Regions from separate parts of the Homo sapiens genome. Here all the other regions are linked to region 1. Evidence: chromatin contacts called from ENCODE Hi-C data. All regions are on one chromosome and are shown on one strand. The core of a region is the stretch at or near the end of the contact, and the rest is flanking DNA. Distances in the headings are between cores, read along the strand shown. Region 1 holds the start of DTNB (dystrobrevin beta). Region 2 holds the start of UBXN2A (UBX domain protein 2A). Region 3 holds the start of NCOA1 (nuclear receptor coactivator 1). Region 4 holds the start of CENPA (centromere protein A).

Region 1 (4,135 bases), core at 699-3,198:
AAGGAAAGAGACAAGTAAAGAGAAGTTGGTAATTTTGGAGTGAGAGGGGGAGAATGATTGAAAGGTGTTTGAAAAGTTTTCTGAGGATGTGGGAGGTGAAGAAATAGAGAACAGAGATGGAGAGATGCCAATACAGTGTCCTTGAAGTATTTAATTCCCTTATGGTTTAGGATTGTCTAGTCCACATATTGAAATTACCTTGGTTTCAATCAATAAACCGAACATATCAAGCGATATTTACACATTTATTTTATATTATTTACACATCTTTTCTCCAAAGAACAGAATCAATGTTTTACCCCTCTCAATGCCTTCCACATAGGGGGTGCTCAAAAAGGGCAAATAAAGAAGCTAGAGGTCTCTTACCTGTATTCTGAGTATCTTAATATGTACAAAACATAGCCAAGACCGTGCCTACAAGAGATAAGTCTCCTCAAGCATGAAAATATTCACACACTTCATATATGTAAGGTAAAAGGTAAAATGTCCATCTTTATTTATTTATTTTGAGACGGAGTCTCACTCTCTTGCCCAGACTTGGAGTACAGTGGTGCGATCTCGACTCACTGCAACCTCTGCCTCCTAGGTTCAGGCGATTCTCCTGCCTCAGCCTCCCAAGTAGCTGGGATTACGGCGTACACCACCACGCCCGGCTAATTTTTGTATTTTTAGTAGAGACAGAGTTTCGCCATGTTGGCCAGGCTGGTCTCGAACCCCTGACCTCAAGTGATCCGTCTGCCTCAGCCTCCCAAAGTGCTGGGATTACAGGCGTGAGCCTCCGCGGCAGGCCAGAAAATGCTCATCTTTTGAGGAACCTATTTGTTCCCATTTAACAAAGTTGGTTATCAGCATTTCCTTCACCATAGGAGTTTAAAAATAAAAAGAGGAGAGGAGGAGGAAGAGGGTGTTCTAAAGGCAGGCAGGCAGGCAGGCAGGCAGCAGCAGGAGGTGGCACGATCTGCCTTACCGTAAGGTGCCAAAAAGCAGTGAAAACCATACTCCCAGCATGCAGGCCTGGGGTCGCTTAGCTCTGGAGCTTACAGCCTTCATCATTGACCAATAGCCCCCAAAGGACGTTGCTGTTTTGAGTCTTAAGTAACGTTGAGAATGACCATTTGAACCATTCAAAAAGTCCTTGCTATATTCTAATTTGGCACCATCTCCTGTATTTCACAGTTTGGAAAGAATTCTATAAAAGATGGATAACAGTAAAACACAAAAAAGCTGGTGCTGAGATGGTAAACCTGGCTGCCCCGGCTCCTTTGCCCAAACTGTTTTCCCAGCCCTAATGTCCTCCCTTTTTCCTCCTAGGACTTCTTTTTCTTCCTTCGAGGTTGACCATAAATGCCGCCTCTAGCCCTCTGCGGCGTCCAAGCAGAAGTCGTCTCTAGCTTCTGTGCCAGCATCGCACCGTGGCTTGGCTCTGCACGGGTCATCGGACTTGGTTGTGTACATGGCTGTTTTCCCCGCTAAGTTTGGGGCGCCTCGAGCCCAGGCGCCGTGACCGTGATCGTGCGCCCACAGGCACCTGGTGCAGCGCGGGGCGCACGCCGCGGCTGGGCTAGCTTGCGGAGTTCACGGGGGTCACTCGGGCACAGGCTTGTGACCCAGGCGCGGAGAATGATTCACGGGGTGGCTCTTTGCATTCTTTGTCGGGTAGTCACGTCGGGCCGGGCACCCCGCCGACGGATACCTGCGGATGGAAAGACACCCGGCCCGACGCCAGCGAGCGGGAGAAGCCTGGATGGAGCCAGCTTCCCGCCTGCCCGGAACCCGCCGGCGACCGGTGGGCGGGGCGCGGCCGCGGGGGCGGGGTGGAGGGGGGTTGCTCGGCCGCTCCCGCCCCCTCCCCGCGCGCGGAAGCCACGCCCCCGGCCGCGCGCTCGCGCTGGGCGCGCGCCCGCCCATCCGCCCTCCGCCCTCCGCCCTCGCGCCCTCGCGCCGGGGGCGGGCGCTGCGCGTGCCGGGCGGAGAAGCGGCGCGAGCCGGGCGCTGCGAACGTTCGCCGCGGGGGTGGCTCCGGGGCCTGAGTAGGCGCTGCCGCTGCCTCAGCCGAGGGGGCTGGGCCGGAGCGTGCGGAGGAGTGAGGCCGCAGGAGACCTTCCCGACGACCCCTGCTCCGGCGGGGAAGTGAGCAAGGTGGGGGTCTGCGGCCGCCGCCGGGGCTGTGGGGAGACGAGCTGGGCTGGAGCCTCGCGCCCGCGAGGTGCGGGACGGCAGCTCGCGCTGCGCCGGGACTGGGGACCCGGGAGCCTGCGGGTGCGGCGCTGCAGGAGTCGGGGAGGGCGCGGGGAGCCGGGGCCGCTGCACCGCGCGCGGCTGCGAGGTGGGACGGCGCGGCTAGCCCCGGAGGGACAGGCAGAGGGGATGCGGCGGATCCCGGGCCGGGAGGGGTATCGGGGTCCGGAACGCGCCGGGGCACGGGCGCGAGCGGGGGCCCGGCGCCGGGCTGATGCTGCCCGAGCCCGGCTCGCCTGGAGGCGGCTCTGCGTTAGGTGCTGAAGGGGCGAGTGAGGCAGGTCCTGGCAGAGGGCAGGTGAGGCGGGCAGGCCCTGGCAGAGGGAAGGGTATTTATTTCAGATCACCCCAAATCACTGTTTCCCGAGGCGCCTAATAGCGAACCTGTCCAGGAGGTCACCCTGGACAGGAAAGAAGTGTCCCGAGACGAGGATGCCGGTGACGAATACTTGCCCTTAAATTCCTGTGCCAGGCCTTGGGATTAGGAAGACCTTCCAGCTACCGTAGGTAGAGACCCGTAGTCAGCACTGGGGCCACGAAATAGTATGGAACACCGTCATGTTATTGAGGTGCTGACAGTGTGGCTGTGAAGATATGCACATGAAATACAAAGGAGCGTCGAATTTTATGTCGCATGCCCTATTTACTTTCGGTCTCTTTTGTCTTTTCCCAGTATTGGGAAATTGGAGCCATAAATTGCGTGGTTTTGGGGATAAAGCAGAAAGGTCAAAAGAAGCCTATGGGAGAAATTTGGGAGAGTTTTGAAGGCTCCTACGGGTAACATTTAAAGGGGGCTCTTAGATGGGGAAAAAAGACGTTTGGAAAGAAAGGAAGTTTCCTTCCTTCCCATCTAGAAATAAGCTCCATGACTATTGACTGCTAAATCTTCAGAATGTTGCCTGGCTCACAGCGGTTGAGCCATAAGTGTCTATTGCATGAATGAATGGACAAGCAAGGTTTGGCCACATTTGCCATGGAGCAGTGTCAGTCACTCTAGTGTTAGGGAAGGTTGCTGGATTTCTCCTGTTCCACAAGTTCTCTCTCTCTGCCTCTTTTTTTTTTTTTTTTTTTTTTTTTTTTTTTGCTATGCGAGGCAACCCCGGTTCTGAGGTCTGGGCACGTTAAAGCAATGGCTAAGGCGGCGAGGTCTTGGTTTCTGTGGCCATGCTACCACTTTCCCATGTGTCTTTCATGTTGGCCTTCAAGAGCTTGCTCCTTGGCCTGTTGCTTGAGATCATCCCATTTTGTTCCTTCTCCCATTGGCTTTTTCTATTACTTGAGAAGGAAGAGGGTAGTGTTGTCTAGAGAACACTTTTTCATTTTGGTCCTGGTTCTTGGGTCTTAGACCTGTAGTGCGAGGCTGTTGGTGCCTCTGCTTTTCTGTAAGGGCTGGAATTCTACCTGTGCTCTGCCTTGGTTGAATCTCTGAACTCTGGAGCTCCAGGCTGCTGTTTCAGTAACCTGGGTTGCAGTGCCTGTTGGGTTACTTTGTCTGCCAAATTAAAACTTGACCTTTTATGAGTTCTCTAAGGATTTTTATCATGCATAAGTGGAATTGCCTTTGAAAGGGGTTGTGCAGTCAAGGTAGTGCTGGCAGAGTTTTTGGATGTCCACTATGCCCGAGAGACAAATTTCTACCTATGGTTAGAAAATTAGACTCAGAACCAAGAGAATTTCAACTTATTGTTTATTTTATGTCTTTATGTTACTCTCTCAGGGCCTTAGTTTCTTCGTGTGAAAAATAAGTAATAATCAAAATCTGGCATTGTATAGGAAGCCTTGAAGAAGTAAATTTATTTCTCCTGTTTCAGGGCTGTACAGCCAGCAGGTCTCTTGTTGAGAGGTGCCTAGGTTCTACAATATTGGGTGCCTTATTCCAGGCTCTCTCAATGATATT
Region 2 (4,135 bases), core at 670-3,169, 1.7 Mb after region 1:
CAGCACCCTTTTGCTTTCCACACAACAACTGCTGAAGTTCCTGAAATGACCATCTTCCCTAGCCTCCGCGCCATCTATTTCCTTTGCCTGAGCCTTTCTTCTCTCCTTTGGGAGTCATCTTCCCCTAATTCCTATTTATCCCTAATATCTAAGCTCAAAGATTACTTTCCTAGGAAAACTTTCCCAGCTTGGATAAGTCCCCCTGTTACCTTCTCTCACAAACAACTTACATTCTTTATTTTAGCCTCTGTCTTTGCTTATTGGCATTTATTTGTGTGATTATTTATTTTATTTTACTTTTTGAGATGGAGTCCCGCTCTGTCACCCAGGCTGGAGTGCAGTGGCACCATCTTGGCTCACTGCAACCTCTACCTCTCGCCGGCTCAAGCTATTCTCCTGCCTCAGTTTTTCTGAGTAGCTGGGATTACAGACGCCCCCCATCACGCCCAGCTAATTTCTGTATTTTTAGTAGAGAGAGACGGGGTTTCACCATGTTAGCCAGGCTGGTCTAGAACTGCTGACCTCAGGTGATCTGCCCACCTCAGCCTTTCAAAGTGCTGGGATTACAGGCGTGAGCCATCGCTCCGGGCCCTGATTATTTGCTTAATATCTGTTTTGCCCAATGACACTGTAGAGTCTAAAGGCAGAGTCTGTAATTGTCACTATTGTATCCTTAGCATTCAGTACACAGTAGGTACTAAAATTTTTTTGAATGAAAAAAATTAAATCAAGTGTATGCTAATTATTATACATTATTAAATTAAAATGCAAGTAAAGTACCCTCCACAGTGCCCAGCTGAAAACAACTGCTCAGTAAGTGTGAGCTTCCATTAACACTGGACTGCAGTCAGCCTCATATCATTAGTGTGCTTAACCACTCCCTCCTGCACACATTTTTTACACATTTTTGGACTCCGCCAGTGCCTAGCACTAACATTAGTGTTATAAAAAGATACTCTGTATTCACTGAATTTAATTGCCTTTTAAATAAATCCGACTTTCAGCATATTTAGAAAGAAGACACAACATGAACTTTTAAAGTTTCCCCCCTAAAAACAAACTGCAACCGGCCAGACTTCATACTACCACATTATTTTCTGCATTCGCATCAAAACAAATCAGCAGTTTCCTATCTTTACTTATCTCAAATTACGTACATAGGAACTCAACGCTGGATGCCACACGAACATTCATCATTGCTGACAAGTAATAAACTCTTTTATTACTGGCAGCGAAAAGGAAAAAAAAAAGGCACAAAGAAGAAATTAAGGAAACGTGAAATCAGCGAACACCAGGCCTTCAAAACATCAGAGAAAGTGAGTGGTGGGAGTCGGGTGAAGTCACTAATAGGCATACTTTGTATCACTGGACTGCGATCGTGCAGCGTTCGCCTTTGAAAATAGAAACATTGTGTTGCGCATAACTGTAAGTTTCGGAACGCCCTGCGAGAGAACCAGGAGCTGTGCCTTCAGCTAGCTCGCAAGTCAAGCCGCAGGCGAGTCAGGGGCTCGGGGTCGCCGCTCACCTGGGCTGGGCGGGACCCTGGCTCGGGCTCCGCCGCCGGCGCCCCTTCCCGAGTCGCAAACACGCGGCCCTCCGGAGCGAGACTCCCCCCGACACCGACGATCCGCGGCGGCCAAGCCACAGGCCGCGACCCCTCGGCCCCAGCCGGCAGGCGACCGCCCCGCCCCGCCCTCACCCCGCCGGACGCGGCGCGGCCCCGGGACGCTCACCTCCGGGCACGGCCTCCCGGCCTCGGCCTCACTCAGCTCAGGCACCGCAGGCACCGTTTGGCCGCGGGCTCCGTTTGGCTGGAGCCCTTCAGAGCCGGAGCGCCGCCGCCCCAGACCGCCTCAGGTTCCGCGGCCGCGCCGCTGAGATCCCGCCAGCCTCTCTCGGTCTTCGCCAGGCGCCCAAGCGCGCGCCGACGCCGGCTCCGCGCAGACCCGAGGAGCGCGCGCGGACGCGGGGGCGCGCCGAGGGCGGGGCTTGCCGCGGCCGGGCGCTTCAAGTCCCGGCGGGAACGGCGCTAATGGCCGCCTCCCCTTCCCACCACTGGCCCGGCGGCTAGCTGCCTTCATGGGTAGGGGAGATGCAGGCAGCTCGGTGTGTGCTCACCAGAGAACCCAGAGTGTGCTTACCTGGGTACCTCCTCAGCCTCAGAAACCATGGAGAGACATCCCTGCATTCTGACAATGTTGAACTTGACCTGAGCCCTGTGGACAACGAAGTTGAAGAAACCCCCACCCACCTTTTTTTTTTTTTTTTTTTGAGACTAAATCTCGCTCTTGTCCCCCAGGTTGGAATACAATGGCGCGATCTTGGCTCACCGCAACCTCCGCCTCCCGGATTCGAGCGATTCTCCTGCCTCAGCCTCCGGAGTAGCTGGGATTACAGGCGCCTGCCAGCACGCCCGGCTAATTTTTGTATTTTTAGTAGAGACGGGGTTTCACCATGTTGGCCAGGCTGGTCTTGAACTCCTGACCTCAGGTGATCCGCCCGCCTTGGTCTCCCAATGTGCTGGGATTACAGGCGTGAGCCACCGCGCCCGGCCCCTTTGTGTTCCTAAAAGGACTTACTACACGCAACCGCCCTTCCGCATGTGACTTTGTCAGGACTCAAGGATGCCCCCGTCGTTAGCTGTGACAAGGTCAGGCCCAGACCCTCTAAATTCCAGTTCTTCGCCTCGCAAATAGTTAGCTGACCTGCCTGTACTCACGATGTGGACAAATCCCGGCTGCCTTGACTTGACAGGACTTGAGTGAAGCAGCTCTCCCTGGGCCTCTCTACACGGTGACCGAGCCTCAGCCGCAGCCAGCGAGCAGCCCTCCTCATCCACCGCCTGAAAATAGACGGACCCCAGGGAAACAGTCTCTGTATAGTCTCATCGCTGCCACCTCCAGTCTTCTCCCCACTTCCCCACACCCGGGTCTTTCTAGCCCTGTTCACTCATCTCTGTAAAAGGAAAGCCCTTTTCTGCCTGACCCAGGAGATCGCTGCAGATCTCATGGTTGGAGAGTTCTCCCGGTTGCTGTAGCCTCCCCCAATCCCCACTCTCAGTTGCAATAGTTTCTTTCCCTTTTCTTGGATCTCTTCCACTGAACTCTCTCCTTACGTATATCCAGATTTGTTTTTTATTTTATAGTCCAGCATTCTCCCAATTGCAACAGTCCTTCTTCCTATTGCAATAGTTCTCCACCCTTATTGCAATAGTCCTTTTCCCCCCTGTTGCAATAATCCTTTCCGAATAAAGTCTCGGTTTGCCTAAATCGGGATTTATTTGTAAGTCTTTAGTGCGGGGACTCAGATTGAGATTGATCCTCACCTACAGGCCCATGCCGTTCCCCCCACCACCACCTCCCTCATCTCCTGTTCAGTGATTTTGGGAGCCTGTGGTGAGTTCAAATCTCACTGCTCATGAGACCGTGTCTGTTGAAGCACAATAAGGAGTTAAATTGATCCCATTAGGCAAAGAGACTTTTCTTTGACCATTCTGTGAGAGCTCTTCCGATTTTTTGGTCCCAGCACCATTTAATGAAGAGAGGATTCTTCCCTTGTCAAAAATCAATTGACCATGGATGTATAAATTTATTTCTGTACTCTCAATTCTATTCCATTGATTATGTATCTTATCTTTATGCTAGTACCATACTATTTTGATTACTGTAGCTGTATAGTAGCTGTATACAGCTGTATAGTAGCTGTATAGAAATCAGGAAGTTTGAGTCCTCCAACTTTGCTCCTCTTTTTCAAGATTGTTTTGTCGCTTGCAGTTCTGTATGAATTTTAGCTCAGCTTTTCCATTGCTGTTAAAAAAAAAAAAAAAGGGAGGGGGGGGCCACTGGGATTTTGACAGGGATTGCTTTGAATTGGTAGATCAATTTGAGGAGTATTGATACCTTCAATTTTTTTTTTGAGATGGAGTTTTGCTCTTGTTGCCCAGGCTGGAGTGCAATGGCATGATCTCGGCTCACTATAACCTCCGCCTCCCAGGTTCTAGTGATTCTCCTGCCTCAGCCTCCCAAGTAGCTGGGATTATAGGCATGCACCACCATGCCCAGCTAATTTTTGTATTTTTAGTAGAGACAGGGTTTCACCATGTTGGTCAGGCTGGTCTTGAACTCCCGACCTTAGA
Region 3 (4,135 bases), core at 1,185-3,684, 1.2 Mb after region 1:
AAGAGGCAGGAAGAAGCATTGTCTATATAATCCTAGTTTAAGTGAAACAATCACCATTAGCTCCATCAAGCACTTTTTTTTTTTTTCCAATAAAACCACTGCAGATCTAAAATACTCTCTTGGTTTAAACCACACAAAAAGCAATTTAATAGGCACAATCCTACAGGTTTTCTGAGAGAAATAAGGAAGAGATCAAGTGTAAGCTACGTAAAATTCACGTTTTGCACCTTATAAAGCAAACTTCAATGTTGTTAAATAACCAGTAGAAAATATCTACAAAAATCAAACTAAACACCTGTTCTTATAAGCAGCAGTCCTCTATTTTCTCTCTAAACCATATATTCCCAACTCAGACCCTCTCTGTGACCCACTGTTCCCAAAGCATAGAGTCTGAAGAAGAAATATAAAACATTTCGGACATTCGTTCACAAAACCAAATTAGACCTTTCCACAAAGTACAGGAGATAAAACAGAAACACTTCCATTTTATCTAATTTATGGCAAATAGTTCAAGGAATGCCTATTTGTTAAGCTGAATCAAACCCCACTGCTACCTTTAACCCAAAACTATTTCTAGTTGAAGATCCAAGAGACCTAAGCAAATACTTTCTTTTCACATTATTCTCAACATGAAGAAATCCGACCCCCTTCCTACAACATCATAGGAGGCCCCTCTGGCCAACTTTCGTTGTTATTGTTGTTGTTTTGTTTGCTTTTTTTTTGAGACTAGCCTCCAACCAATTCCAGAAGAGGAGACAAACCTCAAACAAATTTAACCCTTGAGATCCATCCCTCAACTGTATCATATAATCTACGCTTCACGGCAGTAATGTTTTAAGCAGACACTTGATTTCTTAATCACTGAAATGTAAGCACCAGCCCTCACAAATCATCGCCACAGAGATTCCTCTTGGCATCCACAGAGGGTGCTGGGACTGCAATTCACTCAAGAACCCTTTACTCACCAACATCACACTCGACATTAAAAACTCACCGTCTCCGAAGAAAAAATGTCACCTTCTGCACAAGGACACCTGCCTGTTCAACACCTCTACAAGAAACGAGGAGGGCCAAGCATGAGAGGCTAACAGATCCTCCAGCTTAAAGTTTTCCTCCCCATGAAACTCTCCGGACACAACACCGTGGCCTGTCCTTGTCACACACACACAGGCTGTATTGTCAACCCCTCCGTCTCCCTCTAACGTCGTCAGACTGGGCAGTGTCTACCCATGGGGGTAACTGCTTTTAAATAAAATAAAAAAGCAGCCACCACAGCTGGGTAGTAAGGACTGGAGACCCTGGGTGTCCGATTTTTTCAGGTCTTTTACAAGGGACTAGAGAGCGGCCCGAATTCTGTCACTGCCCACTAACCAACCCCACCTCCCAATCGCCTCGTCAACATGTTTGCTTCCCTTCCTCGGCCCTTTCGGCTGAATCCCAGGAAGGGGACCAAACCCGGGCCGCGACAGGAACATGTCCAGTATCCATCCCATGTCTACCTCCGAAACCCCTTCTCGGGAGAAGGGGCGAGCAAGCGCGCCGGGGTCAAACCCAAGCGCCGTCGAGGGCTGCGCCGACGGAGAGGGACGCCGCGGTCGCCCCCATTTCGCGGTCCCGGCAGGCGAGATTCCGAGAGGTGAGCGGGCCGGCCAAGGTCACGGCGTCGTCGGGGCCGAGGGGCGCCCGCGCCGACTTCCGGCTCCCCCTCTCGGCGGCGGCCCGGGGCGCCCGCTCCCCACGCCGGGCAGGCGGCCGCGCAGCTCGCACCCCCTCCGCGGATGCTCGCCCTCTCCGCGCTAACTAGGGCAACTGGAAAAGAGGCGGAGAGAAGTCGCTGCTGCAGCGATTTCCCCCGGCGGGGAGCAGCCCCCAGCTGGTGCCCGTGACAGCTGCGACCTCCGCCCCCTCCAGCCGCGCCGGGCCGCGAGGGGAACTCGGGGAAGTGGGAGGAGGATGGAGCGGGAGAAAGGAGAGCAGGGGGCGGAGGGGCGCCAGCTGCTCCCCGCCCCCTAGGGCCTCCGCGGCCGCGCGGCTCGTGACAGCTGCACCCACCGGGAGGCTCCGCACCCGCAGCCCGCCACTCACCTGCCGCCGCCGCCTCTGGGCCCCGCTCACCGGCGCCGCACTCGTCCGCGACCGTGGCGGCGGCGCCGCCCCGGCCTCCGCCGCTCCTCGGGCCCGGCGCCGCGGCTCTCCGGCCCCCTCCTCCGGAGCAGGGGTCCCCCCGCAGGGGGATGCAGAGGGAACCTGACGCAGGCTCCGCTCGAGGGAGCAGCAGCGAACAGGCGGCGGAGGCCCTCAAGGCCGCGAGGCAGCCGTCGGAGGACAGAGCTCAGCAAATCGCGTCAGACTCCCGCTCGCCCGGCCTGAAGAACAGGCATTTCAGCCGCTCTCCGCGGCCGCCATGTTCTCCTCCTCGGCCGCCACCGCCGCCGCCGCCACCGCCCCCCGCTCGCGGCACCGCCCCCTTCGCGCCCCGCCCCGCCCCGCCCGTTCCCGGCCGCCCGCCTGCCCGCCCGCCGCACTTCCCCTGCCGGCTCCGGCCGCCCGGGCCGCCGCGACCCGGTGCCCGCGAGCTCCGACAGTGCGCCCGGGACAGCGCGCCCCCAGCCCGCCGGGCCTGCCGGGCCCGCCGAGCGAGGAACCGCCCCGCGCCCTCTGCCGGCCCGCCCCAGCCGGCGTCCTAACGAAGTGTGGGAAAGGAGGCCCGAACTCTTCCCCGCCCGTCTCAACTCCTCCCCGCCCCTCTCCTGCCCTCCCCTCGGGGCGTTCCTCCCACTGCTGCCGGGAAGCGGCCTCGAACACCAGGGCGCTCGCAGCTAGGCCGCCGGGCCTGCCGCCTCCCGCTGTTCTTTATCTTTCTGGGAAGGTGTCGGAGCGGCGAGAGGCCCTGCGGACGGGGCGGAGTCGGCTCCGGGCCTGTCCCTCCACTCGGGCGTTCTGTTACTTTGAGCGAGACATATCCCGCGGGCCTCGTTTTTTATTCTGTAAAATTGGGAGGTGGTTGCCTAGATGATTTCACAGGCTATTAGACAAGAGAAAAGGAAGATCGTCTGCCCCCTTCGTTTTACAGATGAAAAGATCTGCCTGACCCGTTCTGGCTCTGCAATTCCATGAATTATCTAAAATGTCTGTCATTCACAGATCTTTCCCCTCAAGGGGCCCACACCTTTCTTCTTATCTCCCTTTTCTTTTTTTTTTTTTTTTAACTTCTCTAATAGAAGTGCTACTTCCAAAAGTAGAGTGTTCTTGTCACCAGAGGAATCGAACAGCGGCTGAACAGCCTCTCTGAGCTGCGATGGCCTTATCTGGACCGCATCCCGCATTCCAAAGGCTGGCAATGCAATATATACCTATGTCTCTCCCTGGGTTGTCCTAAGCATGAATGAGTCACTCGCCGTGGAAGTGCCTTGTAAAGCATACATCTGTCCATTCCTTTCTTTTATTCTTACCCCATTTCGCACTCTTACCCTTCCTCAATCCTGTCCTGCTGCTGCTGTCTCCCGGCGTTTCCTGCTGTTTCGCTTCCTGTGTGTTCTCCCCTAAATCAATCTCTGTAAATCCTTAAGCCCTTCCCACCCTTCTCCCAACTGGGGAACCTGACAGCCTTGAAAACACCAATCTCCGTGGCAGCTCTCTGAGTCGACGGGCAGCTTCTTTCACAGGCAGGTACTACTGTATGCTTTCACCATCCTCTTCCTATCCTTGTCACGCTCATAAAGTAATCGCTAGACCACACCCCCACATGCATTCATATATTCATTCATTTATATATTCATTCCCCTGATTCTTATCGGAGACCTACTACTGGGGCCCTAGGTGCATCTCCTGAGCTCTGGCTTAGCAGTACCTCTAGCCACCCGCAGAGTCCCTATCCCCAATAATAGCTGAAAATACCCGGGCACTCATGAGTTTCGTCCCCTAATGTAGGGCCTACTTCCCAATCTAGTCCAATGCAGACTGTGTGAAAGTGCCTTGTTCTAGCCTCTGGTGCCAACAAATGAGCCACTTGTGCAAGGTACTCCTGTCTCCACTAGACTCTAGTAAGTGCTGAAGGCCAAATCTAGTGGCCACTTCAGTCCTACTGTCGTGTGGCCTTTCTACAGCACGTGATACTGCTAACTCCTCCTTTTTG
Region 4 (4,135 bases), core at 1,177-3,676, 1.1 Mb before region 1:
GGGGGGAATGGAGCTGTAGGAAGTCGAGGAGGGAGAAAAAGGTATGAAATAGTCATGGGGAGAATGGAAAAGCAAGAATTCCAGACAAAGGCCAGGCACGATGGCTGTTTTTTTTTTGTTCTGTAGAGACAAAACAATTTGTCTCTACAAAAAAGGTTTAAAAATAGTCAAGCATGGTGGTGCAGGTCTGTCATCCTAGCTATTCAGGAGGGTGAAGCAGGAGGACTGCATGAGCCCAGGAGGTCAAGGCTGCAATGAACCAAGATAGCACCACTGCACTACAGCCTGGATGACAAGAGTGAGACTCTGTCTCGAAAATTGAAGAAAGAATACCAGACAAAGGTGGTAGGACTGCCAAGAAGTGTTGACTGCCCATTTGAGATAAACCTTCCATTTAACCAGGAGTAGAAGGATGCTTCTACCTTGGAAAGCAACAGCAAACATCATACTTAATATTCCTGTTAAAATTACAAACAAGACAAAGATGACCAAAACACCACTCTTAGTGAGTCTCAGGGCCTTACTAGTACCATACAATAATAAATAAAATGTGTAGAAATGAAAACGGAAGATTCAAAAGTTATTTGCAGATGACATAATAGTCTACTTAAAAATTCCAACTGGAGCAACTAAAAACGACTAGGGTGAACGAGAATTCAGCAAGTTGGCTGGAAGCAAAGGTTAAATCCTCGTGTTTTGGGAAAGAAAAAAAATCCCATTCGCAACAGCAACATCTAGAAACAACCTACTCCAGCCTAGGCAACATGGCAAAATCCCACCTCTACTAAAAATACAAAAAATTAGCCGGCATGGTGGCATATGCCTGTAGTCCCAGCTACTCGGGAGGCTGAGCTGGGAGAAGCACCTGAGCCTGGGAAGTTGAGGCTGCAGTGAACCCTCGTGGCATCACTGCACTCCAACCTGGGCGATGGGTCTCAAAAAAAAAACAACAAAAAACCAAAAAGCCGGCCGGGCGCGGTGGCTCACGCCTGTAATCCCAGCACTTTGGGAGACCGAGGTGGGCGGATCACGAGGTCAGGAGATCAAGACCATCCTGGCTAACACGGTGAAACCCTGTCTCTACCAAAAATACAAAAAATTAGCCGGGCGTGGTGGTAGGCGCCTGTAGTCCCAGCTACTCGGGAGGCTGAGGCAGGAGAAGGGCGTGAACCCAGGAGGCGGAGCTTGCCGTGAGCGGAGATCGCGCCACTGCACTCCAGCCTGGGCGACAAAGCCTGACTCCGTCTCCAAAACAAAACAAAAAACCCAAAAAAGCCTGTAGGCACAGTGGCTCATGCCTGCAATCCCAGCACTTTGGGAGGCCCAGGCAGGAGGATCACTTGAGGCCAGGAGTTTGAGACCAGCCTGGGTAACACAGGGAGACCCAGTCTCTACAAAAAGCAATGAAACAAATAAACTACAATACACTTCCCATCTTCCTCATAGCTACGTAGCAAGAGTTAAGAGATAAGTAAAGCAGCTGTTGCCACCATGTACCATACAGGCATCTGCCTCCTCCTGCCGTTGGGTCTCCCATCCACCAGCCCACCATAGACAATTAAGACACAGACTTCGGCCCCTTTTCCCGGACACAAGCTCTGGAAGGCAACAGAGTGAGCAGCGCAGAGGGCCTCGGTTCAAGGCCTAACAGCCTCTCCCGGAAGGGAAAAAAAACCCCTGAAAGACACCTCCTAAGAGGACTCCTGTTTGAAATCGTCACCGAAAGCAGTCAATACTTTTGCAATTTAAAAATGCACAAACACAGAGGATTGGAAATCCCGTGTCCGCCAGAACACCAAGTTGTGTGACTCTGCTCAAGCTCTCTGGCCTGTGCCTCGGCTTTCTCATTAGCTGTAAAATGGGCACAATATGAAGCTGAGATAACGCACGAACAGTGGGAGGCAATGCCTGGTTGGCGGTGGGCGGTGGGCGCTGGGTAACCACTAGTCCTAACAAGAAGACGGCGTTAGGAGCCAAGTGGCTAAGCCGGTCCCTTCCCGCTTTCGGAACCGCCTGCTCCAGCCCCTCGCAGGGCTGGCACCGCCCGTGCCCGGAGCGGATGCCGGACGGCGGAACCGCGTTGTCCCCCAACAGGGAAGTGCCACGGGATCGGGACTCGGGAGATCCGGGCTCCGCCTGCGAGCCTCGGTTTTCTCCTCTTCGAGATGGGGCCGCGGCCGGTTACCTAAGGAGGGGCCCCGCCGGGAGGGGCCGGGGGTCGGGGTCGGGCTCGGGCTGCGCCTCCTCGGGGCCTCGGGCTTTCGGCTCCGGCGGCGCGGGCCCATGACACGCCGCAGAGGGTGCTGGCGCCCGGTCCCACGGCTCCTGCTCGGGCTGCCGGGTCCGGGAGCGAAAGGCTGGCTTCTGGGGAGCCCAGAGAACGCTGTGCCGCGAGCCTCACATGAGCCGGTGCTTGGCAGAAGTCCGCGCCGCTCGCGTTCAAATCGCTCGCTCCGCCCACTTCACGGCCGGCGTTTTTTAAAACCCGAATCCAGCGACTCCCAGTGGCTGACTCTGGAACGCCCCTTACGTAGAGCGACTGCAGGTAGGGCCAATGAGAGTATGCACCGAGACACAAATATAGCGGCGATGATAGGAGGACAGGGGAGACTGATGGTAAAATCAACCAATAGACAACTAAAGAGATGGGGCGGGAAATTCTCCTGCCCCCTGCTTGCCAATCTGGTTGCTGGTCTTTGCGGGACCGTACTGACGTCCTCAGGTGCCCTCCAGTCAAAACACCGAAGCTCAGTTTGGAACGTGGATGGTGTGTTTGTAGAACGTGCTTTCTAGAAAAGTCGCTTTCCTCAAACATTTTATGCTTTGCCTTAGCAACGCAGAGATGGCTTTTAAAGATGAGGAAACAGACCCATAGAGAATGTGACAACCCCGTGTCGTATCTGCGACTCTCCCAGGAACTATCCACAGATATACTCAGAATCCAGTTCAACTGCATAAACTTTGCTGACGCTTGGGGTCGCGGGGACGGCGGGATCGGCGGGGCTTTGAGAATAAGGTCCGGGCAGGGCAGGCCTCGGCACTATAGCAACGCAATCGTCCCAAAAAAATGCTCTCTTCCCTTTGTTGGGGATAATAAAAATTCAAGTCATGTCCCGGTATGTAGAATAAGGGGAATTTTAATTTTCTAAATTTTATTTCTTGCATTTTCTAAATGTTCTACAGTGAACATGTAATCAGGAAAAATGTTATAAAATTAGTGATTTCATGGAACCCTTGTGCATTGCTGGTGGGAGTGTAAAATGCTGCGGCTGCTGTGAAAAATAGTATTGGTGGTTCCTCAAAAAATCAAAAATAGAATTACCAGATGATCCAGTAATTCCACTTCTGGCTAAATATCCAAAAGAATTTAAATATAGCCAGGGACTTGAACAGATATTCTCACACCCATGTTGATAGCGGCATTCTTCACAACAGCCCGAAGGCAGAAACAGCCTGAATACACACCAACAGATGAACGGATAAACAAAATGGGGTGTATACCACAATGTTATTCAGCCTTTAAAAGGAAGGGAATTCTGACACCTGCTGCAACATAGATGAACCTTGAGGACGTTATGCTAAGTGAAATAAAGCAGTCCACCAAGGGACAAATGCTGGGCTGGGGTGCGGTGGTTCATGCCTGTAATCCCAGCGCTTTGGGAGGCCAAGTTGTTCGGAACCACTGAGTTCGAGTTCGAGTCCAACCTGGCCAACATGGCGAAACTCCATCTTGCCGAGCGTGGTGGCTCACGCCTGTAAACCCAGCACTCTGGGAGGCCGAGGCAGGCAGATCACCCGAGGTCAGGAGTTCAAGACCAGCATGGCCAACATGGCGATACCCCGTCTCTACTAAAAATATAAAAATTTGCCAGGTGCTGTGGCTCACGCCTGTAATCCCAGCTACTCAGGAGGCTGAGGCAGAGTTGCTTGAACCTGAAAGGCGGAGGTTGCAGTGAGCCGAAATCATGCCACGGCACTCCAGCCTAGGCGACAAGAGTGAGACTCTGTCTCAAAAAAAAAAAAAAAAAAAAAAGAGAAGGGGAAGGAGAAGGAGGAGAAGGAAGAAAGAAACCCCACCTCTACCAAAGATACACACACACACAAATTAGCCCGGGCGTGCAGATGTATGCCTGTC

Evidence for each region. Hi-C counts contacts between places; a loop is a spot of excess contacts on that map. Pooled maps may share reads with other maps.
Region 2: a map of CD4-positive, alpha-beta T cell shows a loop between it and region 1 (9-fold over the local background). The contact joins the promoter of UBXN2A here to the promoter of DTNB in region 1. A Hi-C loop is called at or near these places in 4 of 168 maps with a recorded cell type or tissue (CD4-positive, alpha-beta T cell, CD8-positive, alpha-beta T cell and naive thymus-derived CD4-positive, alpha-beta T cell), 1 of 37 single-sample maps with no recorded cell type and 7 of 50 pooled maps.
Region 3: a loop to region 1 is called in a map of B cell, with 9 times the contacts of the local background. The contact joins the promoter of NCOA1 here to the promoter of DTNB in region 1. A Hi-C loop is called at or near these places in 3 of 168 maps with a recorded cell type or tissue (B cell, CD8-positive, alpha-beta T cell and naive thymus-derived CD4-positive, alpha-beta T cell) and 7 of 50 pooled maps.
Region 4: a map of CD4-positive, alpha-beta T cell shows a loop between it and region 1 (4-fold over the local background). The contact joins the promoter of CENPA here to the promoter of DTNB in region 1. A Hi-C loop is called at or near these places in 3 of 168 maps with a recorded cell type or tissue (CD4-positive, alpha-beta T cell, naive thymus-derived CD4-positive, alpha-beta T cell and posterior vena cava) and 4 of 50 pooled maps.

Annotation. Positions count from the first base shown.
Region 1 is chr2:25,671,390-25,675,524 of GRCh38, reverse strand. It overlaps DTNB (dystrobrevin beta), which reads left to right and starts at 1,948. Exons shown (of 21, transcript NM_021907.5): 1 at 1,948-2,139. RefSeq lists silencers at 1,911-2,205, 1,570-2,499.
Region 2 is chr2:23,938,247-23,942,381 of GRCh38, reverse strand. UBXN2A (UBX domain protein 2A) reads right to left here and starts at 1,919. Exons shown (of 7, transcript NM_181713.4): 1 at 1,734-1,919. RefSeq lists an enhancer at 1,173-1,282 and silencers at 1,413-1,892, 1,953-2,052, 1,914-2,109.
Region 3 is chr2:24,489,553-24,493,687 of GRCh38, reverse strand. NCOA1 (nuclear receptor coactivator 1) reads right to left here and starts at 2,434. Exons shown (of 23, transcript NM_003743.5): 1 at 2,086-2,434. RefSeq lists silencers at 1,662-2,151, 2,306-2,464, 2,442-2,781.
Region 4 is chr2:26,784,347-26,788,481 of GRCh38, reverse strand. CENPA (centromere protein A) reads right to left here and starts at 2,426. Exons shown (of 5, transcript NM_001809.4): 1 at 2,186-2,426. The coding sequence starts at 2,285. RefSeq lists enhancers at 1,645-1,694, 1,755-1,804, 2,895-2,994, 3,256-4,025 and a silencer at 2,135-2,244.